Regions from separate parts of the Homo sapiens genome. Here all the other regions are linked to region 3. Evidence: chromatin contacts called from ENCODE Hi-C or POLR2A ChIA-PET data. All regions are on one chromosome and are shown on one strand. The core of a region is the stretch at or near the end of the contact, and the rest is flanking DNA. Distances in the headings are between cores, read along the strand shown. Region 1 overlaps CELF5 (CUGBP Elav-like family member 5). Region 2 overlaps MAP2K2 (mitogen-activated protein kinase kinase 2). Region 3 holds the start of CACTIN (cactin, spliceosome C complex subunit).

Evidence for each region. A loop is a pair of places that touch in the nucleus more often than their neighbours do. ChIA-PET counts read pairs that join two places held with the same protein, here RNA polymerase II (POLR2A). Pooled maps may share reads with other maps.
Region 1: a loop to region 3 is called in a pooled map, with 6 times the contacts of the local background. The contact joins the enhancer-like site here to the promoter of CACTIN in region 3. A Hi-C loop is called at or near these places in 2 of 168 maps with a recorded cell type or tissue (body of pancreas and naive thymus-derived CD4-positive, alpha-beta T cell) and 9 of 50 pooled maps.
Region 2: a pooled map shows a loop between it and region 3 (5-fold over the local background). The contact joins the enhancer-like site here to the promoter of CACTIN in region 3. A Hi-C loop is called at or near these places in 1 of 37 single-sample maps with no recorded cell type and 3 of 50 pooled maps. POLR2A ChIA-PET finds 5 or more read pairs at or near these places in 2 of 52 experiments (AG04450 and common myeloid progenitor, CD34-positive).

The regions. Positions count from the first base shown.
Region 1 is chr19:3,283,705-3,287,805 of GRCh38, forward strand. CELF5 (CUGBP Elav-like family member 5) reads left to right here. Exons shown (of 13, transcript NM_021938.4): 9 at 1,198-1,260; 10 at 2,238-2,321. Among named protein-coding and RNA genes, the nearest start is that of CELF5, 61 kb to the left of the region's middle. Within about 2 kb of position 1,652, at least 10 of the 41 ENCODE cell types and tissues checked have a DNase peak (open chromatin) inside an H3K27ac peak, as active enhancers do; they include body of pancreas, where a contact is called at or near this core.
Region 2 is chr19:4,106,392-4,110,327 of GRCh38, forward strand. The region is part of intron 3 of MAP2K2 (mitogen-activated protein kinase kinase 2); the gene reads right to left. Among named protein-coding and RNA genes, the nearest start is that of MAP2K2, 16 kb to the right of the region's middle. RefSeq lists an enhancer at 2,955-3,084. Within about 2 kb of position 2,565, at least 8 of the 41 ENCODE cell types and tissues checked have a DNase peak (open chromatin) inside an H3K27ac peak, as active enhancers do.
Region 3 is chr19:3,624,244-3,628,500 of GRCh38, forward strand. CACTIN (cactin, spliceosome C complex subunit) reads right to left here and starts at 2,547. Exons shown (of 10, transcript NM_001080543.2): 1 at 2,353-2,547. The coding sequence starts at 2,519. RefSeq lists enhancers at 1-209, 936-1,497, 1,498-2,059, 2,060-2,621, 2,511-2,880 and 1 more.

The sequences.
Region 1 (4,101 bases), core at 402-2,901, 340 kb before region 3:
GTACCCTTCACACAGCTTCCCTGATGCCAGCAGCTTATCTAATCATAGGTCACTGTCAAACCCAGGAAACTAACACTGGCACCATACAATTAATTCAACTCCAGACGGTATTCAAATTTCACCATTTATTTATTTAGCGACAGAGTCTCACTCTGTCGCCCAGGCTGGAGTGCAGTGGCGTGATCATAGCTCGCTGCAGCCTTGAACTCTCGAACTCCTGGGCTGAAGCGATCCTCTCACCTCTCACCTCAGCCTCCCAAGTCACTGGGACTACAGGCACGTGCCATTATGCTTGGCTAATTTTCGATTTTATTTTATTTTTTAAGAAATGAGGGTCTTGCTATGTTGCCCAAGCTGGTCTCGAAACTCCTGGGCTCAAGCGATCCTCCTTCCTCGGCCTCCCAAAGTGTTGGGATCACAAGTGTGAGCCACCACACCCAGCTGATTTCACGAGTTTTTGTATGCACTCTGTGCACGTGTGTGTGTGTGTGTGCAGGGGCGGTTAATTGCCATTTTGTCACAGATGCAGACTTGTGGATCTCCCACAGTGAAGATACAGAACTGCTTCTTGCCCACAAAGTGAACTCCTTCCTGCCACCCCTTTGAAGTCACAGTCACCACCACTATCCCCTGCCCTCCAGCACACTCTCCATTCGGGCAGAATTGTTTGGCTGAATTTTTCCCCAGAATCATCAGCTTTGGTGGCCTGGACAACTTCTTCCCTCCCCTACCCCTTTCCCTAGCGGTAGCAGGAAGGCTACAGCTAGATGGGGGAGCTACAGGGTGTCTGATGAGGAAACTCATGTGGAGAGGGAGACGGGGCAGGGGATGGGGGCAGGTGGTGATTTGAGGTGGAGGCTGAAGTCCTGGTGAATCCAGGGAGTAGAGAGGAGTGAAGGGTCCCCCTTGGGAGGCAACCGGGTCGGGATAGGGAGAGGGAGATGGGGACGATGGTGATCTCTCTCTGGAGTCCGAGAAACCCGGATTCCAGTTCAGCTTCTGCCATTTGCTATCTGAGTGGCCCTGTGCAAGTGGCTTCACCTTCCTCGGCCTCAGCTTCCTGGTCCTACAGAGGGTTTAGCACAGAGGAGAAGCTGGGCGGGGTGTTTGTTGCTGTCCTTGCGGCTCTTAAGGATCGGGGGTGGATGGAAGACTTCTGCTGCTCCCGCCCCACTCAGCCCCTCTGTCTGCCCGCAGCTCAGAGCCCGACTGTGGCCGAGACACTGCATCCTGCCTTCTCCGGAGTCCAGCAGTACACAGGTAGGAGGCAGCCCGCGTGCCCGCGCTGGGCCCTGGCCCCGCCCCCGCCTAGGGCCCCGCCCCCAGGGCCCGCCCCGGACGTGTCGTTCTTCTGTGCCTAGCCGCGCCTCCTACCTCTGGCCCCGCCCCTCAGGGCCCACCCTTAGCCCCTTGTCCTGTATTCAACCCCGGGCCCTGTTACTGGTCCCACCCCACCACCACCTATACCCGCAAACAGGACCTTCCCTTGTCCTTTAAGGACAGCGCTTACCCATGGCCTTACCCTCTCATGTTCTGTGTTGGGGAGAGGGAATTCCCCTTGACCACGTCTCTAGCTCTGACCCAACCCCAGCTCTCGGCCCTGCCCCTTACCCTCCCTCCTGCAGCTCCTAGCCCCGCCCCTCACTTCCTGCCTTTACTCTGACCACGCCTCTCTGATAAAGCCCCGCCCCTACCTCTGGCTCTACTTCTTAAGGCCTGGCTGTGACCCCGCCCTCTGCTGCGGCCCCGCCCCTTAACTCATGGTCCTGCCCACATAGCCCTCCATCAAGTCACGGCCCCGCCCCACTCATGCCCTTCATCCCAGTCTTGCCCCCGCCCTCCACTGTGACCCCACCCCTCAAGCAATGGTCCCGCCCACTCTGGACTGTCCTGTAGCCTTGGCCCCGCCCTCTACTGTGGCCCAACCCCTATACCCCTCCCCTCACGCCATGGGGTCCGCCCCCACCCCCCCTTCCCCGCCCCGTCTCGGTATTGGCCCTGCCCTCCACCATGGCCCCGCCCCTCAGGCAATAGCCCCTCCCCGTTTCGTCTGTGATCTTGGCCCCGCCCTCTGGCCTGGCCCCGCCCCCAAACCCTCCCCACAAAGGCCATGATCACACCCACTCCTGCCTTGGCCCCACCCTCTTATGGCCCCGCCCCCTCCCCGCCCAGCGGCCCAGGCCGCCCACGTGGCCTCACGCCCCTCCTCGCCCTGTGTCTCGCTCCGGTCTCCGCAGCCATGTACCCCACCGCGGCCATCACGCCCATCGCGCACAGCGTCCCCCAGCCGCCGCCCCTCCTGCAGCAGCAGCAGCGAGAAGGTGAGGCGGCCGCAACCTCCCCTGGGCGCCAGCCCCGCCCTCTGCCCGCCCTGTCCACCTGCAGGCTCCGTGTCTGGCCCGGGCCTCTGGGACCCGCGGGGCTGAGAGTGCGGCCTGGGGGCTGGACAGGCCAGAGTTGAGTCCCGGTGCAGCCGCTGACCCCTGGGAATCTCCCTCTCTGTTTCCTCCTCCGAAAAGAGAACCATGCTCGCCCCGACCCCGTAGGAATAGCAGTGACTTCCTACCAGCCCTCTCCAGAACCAAGAGTGATTCTCTGGATTTTTTGGAAAGGAAACCCTTTTTGAGGCTGGGGCATGGCACGATGAGGTATCAGGTAATGAGGCCTCCCCAGTAAAGCCAAGGCTGTCGAAGGAGGGAGGGATTCGATTCTGGAGTCTGACAGTCAGGGTTCAAATCCATACAGTTCTTGCCATGTGCGGTAGATCCCGCCTGTAATTACATAGCGTTTTGGGGGCCGAGGTGGGAGGATCACTTGAGCCCAGGAGTCCAAGACCAGCCTGGCTTAGCAAGACCCCATGTCTACAAAAAAATTAAAAATTGGCCAGGTGTAGTGGTGTGCACCTGTAGTCCCAGCTACTCAGGAGGCTGGAGCAGGAGGATCACTGAGCCCAGGAGGTCAAGGCTTCAGTGAGCTACTATCTCCCCACTGGACTCCAGCCTGGGTGAGAGAGCAAGACTCCATCTCAAAAAAAAAAAAAAAAAAAAAGGCCGGGCACGGTGGCTCACGCCTGTAATCCCAGCACTTTGGGAGGCCGAGGCGGGCGGATCACAAGGTCAGGAGATCGAGACCATCCTGGCTAACACGGGGAAACCCTGTCTCTACTAAAAAATAGAAAAAATTAGCTGGGTGTGGTGGCGGGCGCCTGTGGTCCCAGCTACTCGGGAGGCTGAGGCAGGAGAATGGCATGAACCCAGGAGGCGGAGCTTGCAGTGAGCCGAGATCGCACCACTGCACTCCAGCCTGGGCGACAGAGCAAGACTCCGTCTCAAAAAAAAAAAAAAAAAAAGAAAAGAAAAGAAAAAAATCCCAAGCTGGTAACAACCCAAGTGTTCATCAGCAGGTAAATGGATAAATAAATTAGGATGGAGCTGCACGATGGAACACTATACAGCAGTGAAAAAGGATAAGTAGCCAATACTCACAACAACATGGAATAACTTCACAGGCAGAATATTGAGTGAAAGAAGCCAGATAAAAAAGACTTCACTTAAATGAAGTTTTAAAACAGTAGGCCAATCGAGGTGGCTCATGCCTGTAATCCTAGCATTTTGGGAGGCTAAGGCAGGTGAATTGCCTGAGCTCAGGAGTTCAAGACCAGCCTGGCCAACATGGTGAAACCCCATCTCTACTAAAAATACAACAATTAGCCGAGCGTGGTGGCGTGTGTCTGTAATCCCAGCTATTGGGGAGGCTGAGGCAGAAGAATCTCTTGAACCAGGAGGCGGAGGTTGCAGTGAGCCAAGATTGCGCCACTGCACTTCAGCCTGGGCAACAGAGCGAGACTCCATCTCAAAAATAAATAAGTAAATTAAATTAAAAAAATAAAAACGAGGAAAGCTGGCTGGGTGCGGTGGCTCACGCCTGTAATCCAACACTTTGGGAGGCCACGGCAGGAGGGTCACTTGAGCCCAGGAGGTCAAGGCTGCACTGAGCCAAGATCATGCCACTGCACTGCAGCCTGGGCAACAGAGGGAGACCCTGTCTCAAAACAACAAAACAACAACAAAATCAAAAATCTTTATCAGTGACACGTTAAGA
Region 2 (3,936 bases), core at 1,315-3,814, 480 kb after region 3:
GGGCCAATGCTATGTTTATTTTATTTTTCTTTTATTTTGAAATGGAGTCTTGCTGTCGCCAGGCTGGAGTGCAGTGGCATGATCTCGGCTCACTGCAACCTCCGCCTCCCGGGTGCATGTGATTCTCCTGCCTCAGCCTCCTGAGGAGCTGGGACTACAGGCGTGCGCCACCATGCCCAGCTAATTTTGTATTTTTAGTATAGATGGGGTTTCACCATGTTGGCCAGGATGGTCTTGAACTCTTGACCTCGTGATCCGCCTGCCTTGGCCTCCCAAAGTGCTAGGATTACAAACGTGAGCCACTGCACCCAGCCCATGCTATGTTTATTTTCTACAACCACCCCTCCACTACATGAATAGTGTTGTACTGTGGGGATACTCCCATTCAGTACACCATTGTGGATTTCACTTTGCCACTGCAAAGCAGCCAAATATCATTCTTTAATCACTCCCTTACTGATGGACATGTCCAGTTTCCATTACAGTAGAACAAGACGGGCATTCTTCAGCAGATAGGACGAGACCCCCAGAAAGGCCAAGGGGCACCTCTACGAGGTCCGTAAGCCACTGGCTCTCCTTTCCCCATCCCATGAGGCCCCACTGTCCACTGGGTTCTTGCCCCGAGTTATCCAGTAATAGGTTCAGACCCCAGGGAAGCAGCCAGCCCCACTGTTCCTAAGTTCCAGTCACCAACAAGTGCTTGCCATTTTATATAAATACATCACTGGGCACGGTGGCTCACCCCTGTAATCCCAGCACTTTGGGAGGCTGAGGCGGGAGAATCGTTTGAGCCCAGGAGTTCAAGATTAGCCTGGGAAACATAGTGCCATCCCATATCTACAAAAAAACTTGCCGGGCGCGGTGGCTCACGCCTGTAATCCCAGCACTTTTGGGAGGCAGAGGCAGGCGGATCACGAGGTCAGGAGATCGAGACCATCCTGGCTAACACAGCGAAACCCCGTCTCTACTAAAAATACAAAAAATTAGCCGGCTGTGGTGGCGGGCGCCTGTAGTCCCAGCTACTCGGGAGGCTGAGGCGGGAGAATGGCGTGAACCTGGGAGGTGGAGCTTGCAGTGAGCCAAGATTGTGCCACTGCACTCCAGCCTGGGCGACAGAGCTAGACTCCGTCTCAAAAAAAAAAAAAAAAAAAAAAACAAACTTAAAAAGCTACTCAAGCGTGCTGGTGCACCTGTAGTCCCGGCTACCTGGAAGGTTGAGGCAGGAGGATCGTTTGAGCCCAAGAGGTGGAGGCTGCAGTGAGCTAGGATCATGCCACTGCACTCCAACCTGGGTGACAGAGAGAGACCTTGTACCCCCTACCCCCCACAAAAAAAGAAGGAAAAAAATGCAAAATAAAGATGACATAGAAATATGAGGAAACAGCGTAGAAATACAGGGAAATGGCTGCAGCAGCCAGGACATGGATGCAACACCTGTGCGTGCCGGGTGCCATCCTGGGAGGAGCTCACACAGTCCTCACCCCAGCAGGGACTACGACCTCCCTCAGCTTCACAGCAGAAGCGGCAAGAGTCCTGTCCCGAACCCGTGGTAAGGGTGAGCGGTGGGGCCGAGACCTGACCCGGACGCCCATCCTCAGCCCCGGTGCTAAGCTGCCCCTTTGCCTCACTGGGGTGGCCTGGGAGGGAATGAATCAGGTGCTGGGCAGGCCCTTCCATGGAAACCTATGGGCACTCAGGTGAATTCCGAGAGCATCGTTCAGCATGGAGAGAATTCACAGGGCCGGCGAGGATGGCAGGGATGGCCCCCTTGGATGACTTTACTTCCACGGATGCTGCCCTGTCAGGGCTCACCCAATGCTTTAAAAATCAACGTGCTCCACGTTGTTTTTGTTTGTTTGTTTGTTTTGAGATGGAGTCTCGCTCTGTGGCCCAGGCTGGAGTGCAGTGGCACGATCTCAGCTCACTGAAAGCTCTGCCTCCAGGGTTCACGCCATTCCCCTGCCTCAGCCTCCCAAGTAGCTGGGACTACAGGCACCCGCCACCATGCCTGGCTAATTTTTTTTGTATTTTTTTTTTTTTTTTTAGTAGAGACGGGGTTTCACCACGTTAGCCAAGCCAGAATAGTCTCGATCTCCTGAACTCGCCTCGGCCTCCCAAAGTGCTGGGATTACAGGTGTGAGCCACCGCCCCTGGCTAGACCACCTCGGAACTTTTAAAGGGTGCACTCCATAACACAGACAGCACGGCCTGTGTCTCCCTCCTGCAGCCTGGTGGTCTGTGTGGTGTCCCCTGGGGTGCCAGCACCCACTCTGGGAACCCCCATTTTAAATTCACCAAGAATAGAGGTTGGGGGCGGGTTGCCACACTGTCCCCTTTCTGCATGGGAGGAAGGGGGCTCGAGAACTGAGTCAGCCACACAAAACGAGGATGGACAGAACTCCTGAGTAGCGAGGGTGCCTGCCGGGCGCGAGGAGGAGGGGGAAGACGAGGAAGACGAGGAGGAGGAATAGGGAGCACCACATGACAGAGGGGCTGCCTCAGACCACAAAGCGCTTCCTCATCCTTTCCTCGCCCTTTGATGCCGCCGGCAACGTGACTCTGCGAGCAGCGGGGCAGACGCCAGGTCTCCCTCGCAGGCGGGAAAGGGGCTCCAAGGCGGGTGCTGCCTTGCTCGGGTCACATGGCTACGTGGGGGCCTTGCTCAAATTCACTTCCTGCCTTCATTACAAAACTGTCAAAGGGGATCGCACGTTTGCAGGGTGTCACCCAAGCATTCTGGTTTTGCAAACGACGCTGTGCGGCAGGCGGTCTGATACCTGATGAGCTCGGTGTGGCGGGGTCGGCAGCATTTCCTCCGGGGTTTTGAGCTCTGGCCACTTCTCCTTTTGTTCCACCCAATCTCACCCACTTCTGGGCTTCGAGGCCAGAGTGTCTTAACAAGGGGGCACGTCAGAGTCAATGAAGGGGGTGCCTGTACCCCACCCTAGAGACTGTGGTCCCACAGATCTGAGCTGGGGGAGGCACAGGCCTGCCTTGACAAGCTCAGACTGCCACACTTTCCTGAGAAGGCCATTTAAAAACAGTCATCAGCTTTGTTATGTTTTGAGACAGCATCTCGCTCTGCTGCCCGGGCTGGAGTGCAGTGGCGTGACCAAAGCTCACTGTAGCCTCAACCTCCTGGGCTCAAGTGATCTTCCCACCTCAGCCTCTCATGTAGCTGGTGCTATTTTTATCCCCATTTTTAAATGTTGTTAACAATTTTAAAACAGGCACGTGCCACCACACTCACCTAATATTTTAAATTATAGAGATGGTTTCTCACTATGTTGCCCAGCCTGGTATCGAACTCCTGGGCTTAAATGATCCTCCCACCTCAGCCTCCCAAAATGGTAGGATTACAGGCATGAGCCACCGTGCCCGGCCTAATAGGGATCAGTTTTTAATTGCATCTACCCTGGAACCCAGCAATTCCCTCACACAGCTTACCTCACAGGTGTGCCTGCGAGTCAGTGCCATGTTATTTGAGATAGGGCAGAGACTGGAAACAACCTACGTACCCCCCAAAACGGGAGTGTTTTCCCTCTCTGCTGTCATAAGGACGCCCGGGATACAGCAAGAGAAAAAGCAAAGCTGGGAGGAAGACATGAGTGCTTAAAAAACAAAATCATTGGCTGGGCGCGGTGGCTCACACCTGTAATCCCAGCACTTTGGGAAGTCGAGGCAGGTGGATCACCTGAGGTCAGGAGTTTGAGACCAGCCTGGCCAAGATGGTGAAACCCTGTCTCTACTAAAAATACAAAAATTAGCCAGGAGTGGTGGCGGGCGCCTGTAATCCCAGCTACTCGGGAGGCTGAGTCAGAAGTATCACTTGAATCTGGGAGGTGGAGGTTGCAGTGAGCCGAGATTGTGCCACTACTAGATTCTAGCCTGAGTGACAGAGTGAGACTGCCTCTCAAAAAAACAAAAAGAAAACAA
Region 3 (4,257 bases), core at 1,297-3,796:
AGCAGGCACTGTTCTAGGTTCTGGGGACACAGCAGTGACCCAAATACCGATGGCTTCTGCCTTCCTGGGCTCACCCTCTGGTGGGCCCCAACAAGGAAGACATCAACAAATAAACACACCACGCAACACTAGGCAGAGGCAGAAGCCACAAAGAGTAGCAATGCCGAGCACAGGGGCTGGGGCTGCAGGGCCGAGGTCAGAGAGGGGCTCTCTCAGGAGCTGACACTGAGCCAAGGTCTGGAGGGAGTGGGGAGGCAGCGATGGGTGGATTCGGAGGGAGAGTGCTCGAGGCAGAGCAAGAGCGAGGGCCTAGAGGCAGGCACTGACCTGCCACATTCTAAGAACAACAAGGAGGCTGTATGGCTGAGACAGAGTGTGGGGGAGAGGGAGGAGGCGCGGGCAGGGAGGTGGCTGGGGCTGGTGGCGCAGGAATTATAAGGGTACGAACCAGGGGACCCGAACACATTTAGGCTGTCAAGGGAGGGCTTCCTAGATGGAAGTGGTATTTGAACTAGTCCCACAGGATGGACAGGAGTTAACAGAGTAGAGCGCAGGGAATGGAAGATGCACAACCTCAGGGGTGGTTCAGGGGCCTTTAATTTTATTTATTAGAGACAAGGTCTACTAGACACAGAGTCTACTAGAGACAAGGTCTATATTTTTATTTATTAGAGACAGAGTCTCCCTCTGTCACACAGGCTGGAGTGCATGATCAGAGCTCACTGCAGCCTTGACCTCCTGGGCTCAAGCCATCCTCTCGCCTCAGCCTCCTGAGTAGCGGGGACTACAGGCACACACCACCACGCCCAGGTAACTCTTTACATTTTTTTGTACAGAGGGGTCTTGCTATGTTGCCCAGGCTGGTCTTGAACTCCTGGGCTCAGGCAAGCCTCCTGTCTCAGCCTCCCAAAGTGTTGGGATTACAGATGTGAGCCACTGCGCTCAGTCACGTTTAGGGGTCTTTGTACACAGAGAACTGCCAAATATTTTGTTAAATGCTCTACCCATTAAGCTCATGTCAAAAAAATCTAAACTATGTTGAAACCAATCATTGCAGAGCCCTTAAATATTGGCCACAAGTTCAACTGAATTTTCGTGAACATTAATTCTAATTACATATCTAGAGTGGCAAATTATTGTGAATAATTCCAATACCAGAAAATGGTAGGCGAAAAAACACAAAGATGACATTAACAAGACTTATGGGCAGGCGCGGTGGCTCACGCCTGTAATCCCAGCACTTTGGGAGGCCGAGGCGGGCAGATCACTTGAGGCCAGGAGTTCAAGACCTGCCTGGCCAATATGGAGAAATCCCAGCTCTACGAAAAAATTCAAAAATTAGCTGGGTGTGGCAACAAGCACCTGTAACCCCAGCTACCGGGGAGGCTGAGGCTGAAGAATCGCTTGAACCCAGGAGGCAGAGGTAACAGCCGAGATCGTGCCACTGCACCCCAGCCTGGGCGACAGAGCAAGACTCCGTCTCAAAAACAAACAAACAAAAAAACCAACAACCGATGAGTGAACTTGGCCCAGAGCGGGGCAAGACTGGCCTGAGTGTCAGCCACGAAGGGGCTGAGCCAGCACTGGGGCCCCGGTCTGGGAATCAGTCCCTGTCCCCATTTTGGTTTCTCTGTACTGGAGCCGGCTCAAGGCAAATCCGACCAAGTGCCCCATCTCCAGAAGAAAAGGACCATGGGGAAGCTGAGATTCAGGCACTAGGAATCAGCTGTGAGTCCTGCCAGCTGACACCGAGTCTTTTTCCCTCCCACAGCCCACCTCCATTAGCAAATGTTGTCTCCTCTACTTCCAGAATCCCTCTGAAATCTACGCACTTTGCCCGCTGTGGTTGACTACAGCCTCCCTCCCATCGAGACTGCCATCATCTACTGTCTGGACAATTGTGCCGTCCTACTCTGATGCCGCTCCTGCCTACCCCGCTCCATCCCTTCTCCACCTCAAAGCCAGAAAGTATGCAGAGTTAAGTCAGTCCACGTCACTCCCCTACCCAAACTCCTCTCAAGACTCTCCATTTCCCTCCGACTAATAGCCAAGATCTAATGTGCTGAGCACACAGGGCTCGATATGATATGATCTGATCTCTCGTTACCTCCCCGCCGCCTCGCTCACCCGGCTCCGGGCTGTCCCTCCAACCGCCCGGTCCCCTGCCTGGAACGCCTCTCGCCTTCCTTCCGCTGCCAGGTTAATTCCAACCGGTGGTCAATTGTCCCCTTCTCTAGGAAGCCCTCCCCGAGTAAGTCGGGGGTTTCCCGGTTCCCCGGGATCTCCAACCCTCGGTCGGGCGCTCCTGAGGTAGGAGCCGGATCCCCAGCGCTGCTCCCGCAGCGACCCCACCTGCGCTCCCGGCTCCGCCGCCTCCGTCTGCGCCGTCCCTCGTCCTCCCGGCGCCGTCGGTTTCGCCGCCCATGGCTCCTGCTCCGACTTCGGCTCCCGCTCTGACTCTGCCGCCTTCGGCCCCGGCGACCCGCGGACCGCGAGCGCGAGCGTGTGTCCCGACCCATCGGCTGGGCCAGTGGCCGCGGCACCAACACCAATAGCCGAAGCCTGCGCTGGGGGCCTTCCTCGCCCACGGCGCTCTCCAGGCTGCCCCGTTTGCGCCTGAGCCGGGAAAGAGCAACCCATCCCGTCGCCCCAGCCCGCAAGGACTCCGACACCCCAGACTTTCCACTACGTCTGCAAATGTGGACCGCGTGATTGACTCCAGTGGGATTGTTGCCTCCAGGGTGGCGGAGTCTCCTTTCAGGCAGTGCTGGAGGCAGCCCTAGGCGGGTCCCCACGCCTCAGGGGGCCTGAGAAACTGTGGGCGGGGCAAGGGCAAACTAGGAACCTTGTGCAGGGAGGGGCCTGCCGAGGCGAGACCAATAAGAAGCGGGTCTAGGTCGGAAGTAGCGCTTCATTGGCGTGGCCAGGGGCGTGGCCGAGGAGAGGCGTGTCCGGGGAGCGAGGTCCCCGAAAGGCGAGGAACCGGGAAGGTGTTAGGTGCCAGGCAGCTCCAGAGGGCAGAGGGCGGGCGCGGGGACAGAAACTGAAAAGCCTTCTTATGAGAGTCATCGTTATGCTCCACCACCTGCCAATGAACACCTATGTATTTTGGGAGTTAAGCTTTAAAAAAAAACAAAAACTTTGATAACTCCCTGTATTCCCCCATCAACCCATTTTAGAGACGGGGAAACTGAGGCTCAGAGAGGGAAAGTCACTCTTAACACTTGCCTTCTCAACCCAGGCTGCCCAGCTTTGTGGTGTGGGTGCTGGGGACCCGTGGGAGGGTTGTGAGCAGGGTTTGGGGGACTTGCTGTTGAAACAAGTTTGGCGTGGGAGGACGGACTTCAGGGGCAAGGCTGGAGGCCAGAGACCTAGAAGACGCTGATGTCCCATCCTGAGCTCCCCTAGCCCATGGTGGCTGCTACCACCACCCCGTGCAGTTCTAACCACTCGGGGCTGGGAAGGCCTGTTTATGGAGGATGATAGTAATTTAAGCTAACTTTTAAAATATTTATCTTGGCCGGGCACGGTGGCTCACGCCTGTAACCCCAGCACTTTGAGAGGCCGAGGCGGGCGGATCACCTGAGGTCGGGAGTTCAAGACCAGCCTGGCCAATATGGTGAAACCCTATCTCTACTAAATAATACAAAAATTAGCCGGGTGTGGTGGCATGCACCTGTGATCCCAGCTACTTGGGAGGTTGAGGCAGGGAGAATTGCTTGAACCTGGGAGGCGGAGGTCGCAGTGAGCCGAGATCGTGCCACTGCGCTATGGCCTCGGCGATAGAGCAAGACTCCGTCTCAAAAAAAAAAAGAAAATTAAAATGTTTATCTTGAGTGGGGTGCAGTGGCTCATGCCTGTAATCCCAACACTTTGGGAGGCCGTGGCAGGTGGATCTTGAGGTCAGGAGTTCGAGACCAGCCTGTCCAACATGGCGAAACCCCGTCTCTACTAAAAATACAAAAATTAGCTGGGCATGGTGGCATGCTTGTAATTCCAGCTACTCGGGAGGCTGAGGCAGAAGAATCGCTTGAACCCAGGAGGCAGAGGTTCCTGTGAGTTGAGATCGCATCATTGCACTCCAACCTGGGCGACAGAGCAAGTCCCCGTCTCAAATAAATAAATAAATAAATAAATAAATAAATAAAACGTTTATCTTGGAATACAACTTCATAACATCCCCGTAAACGCTGGCTTTGTATGCTTTGCTTGGTGTTAAGGCAAGGATGGAACCTTACAGAGGAAGAAGAGACCATC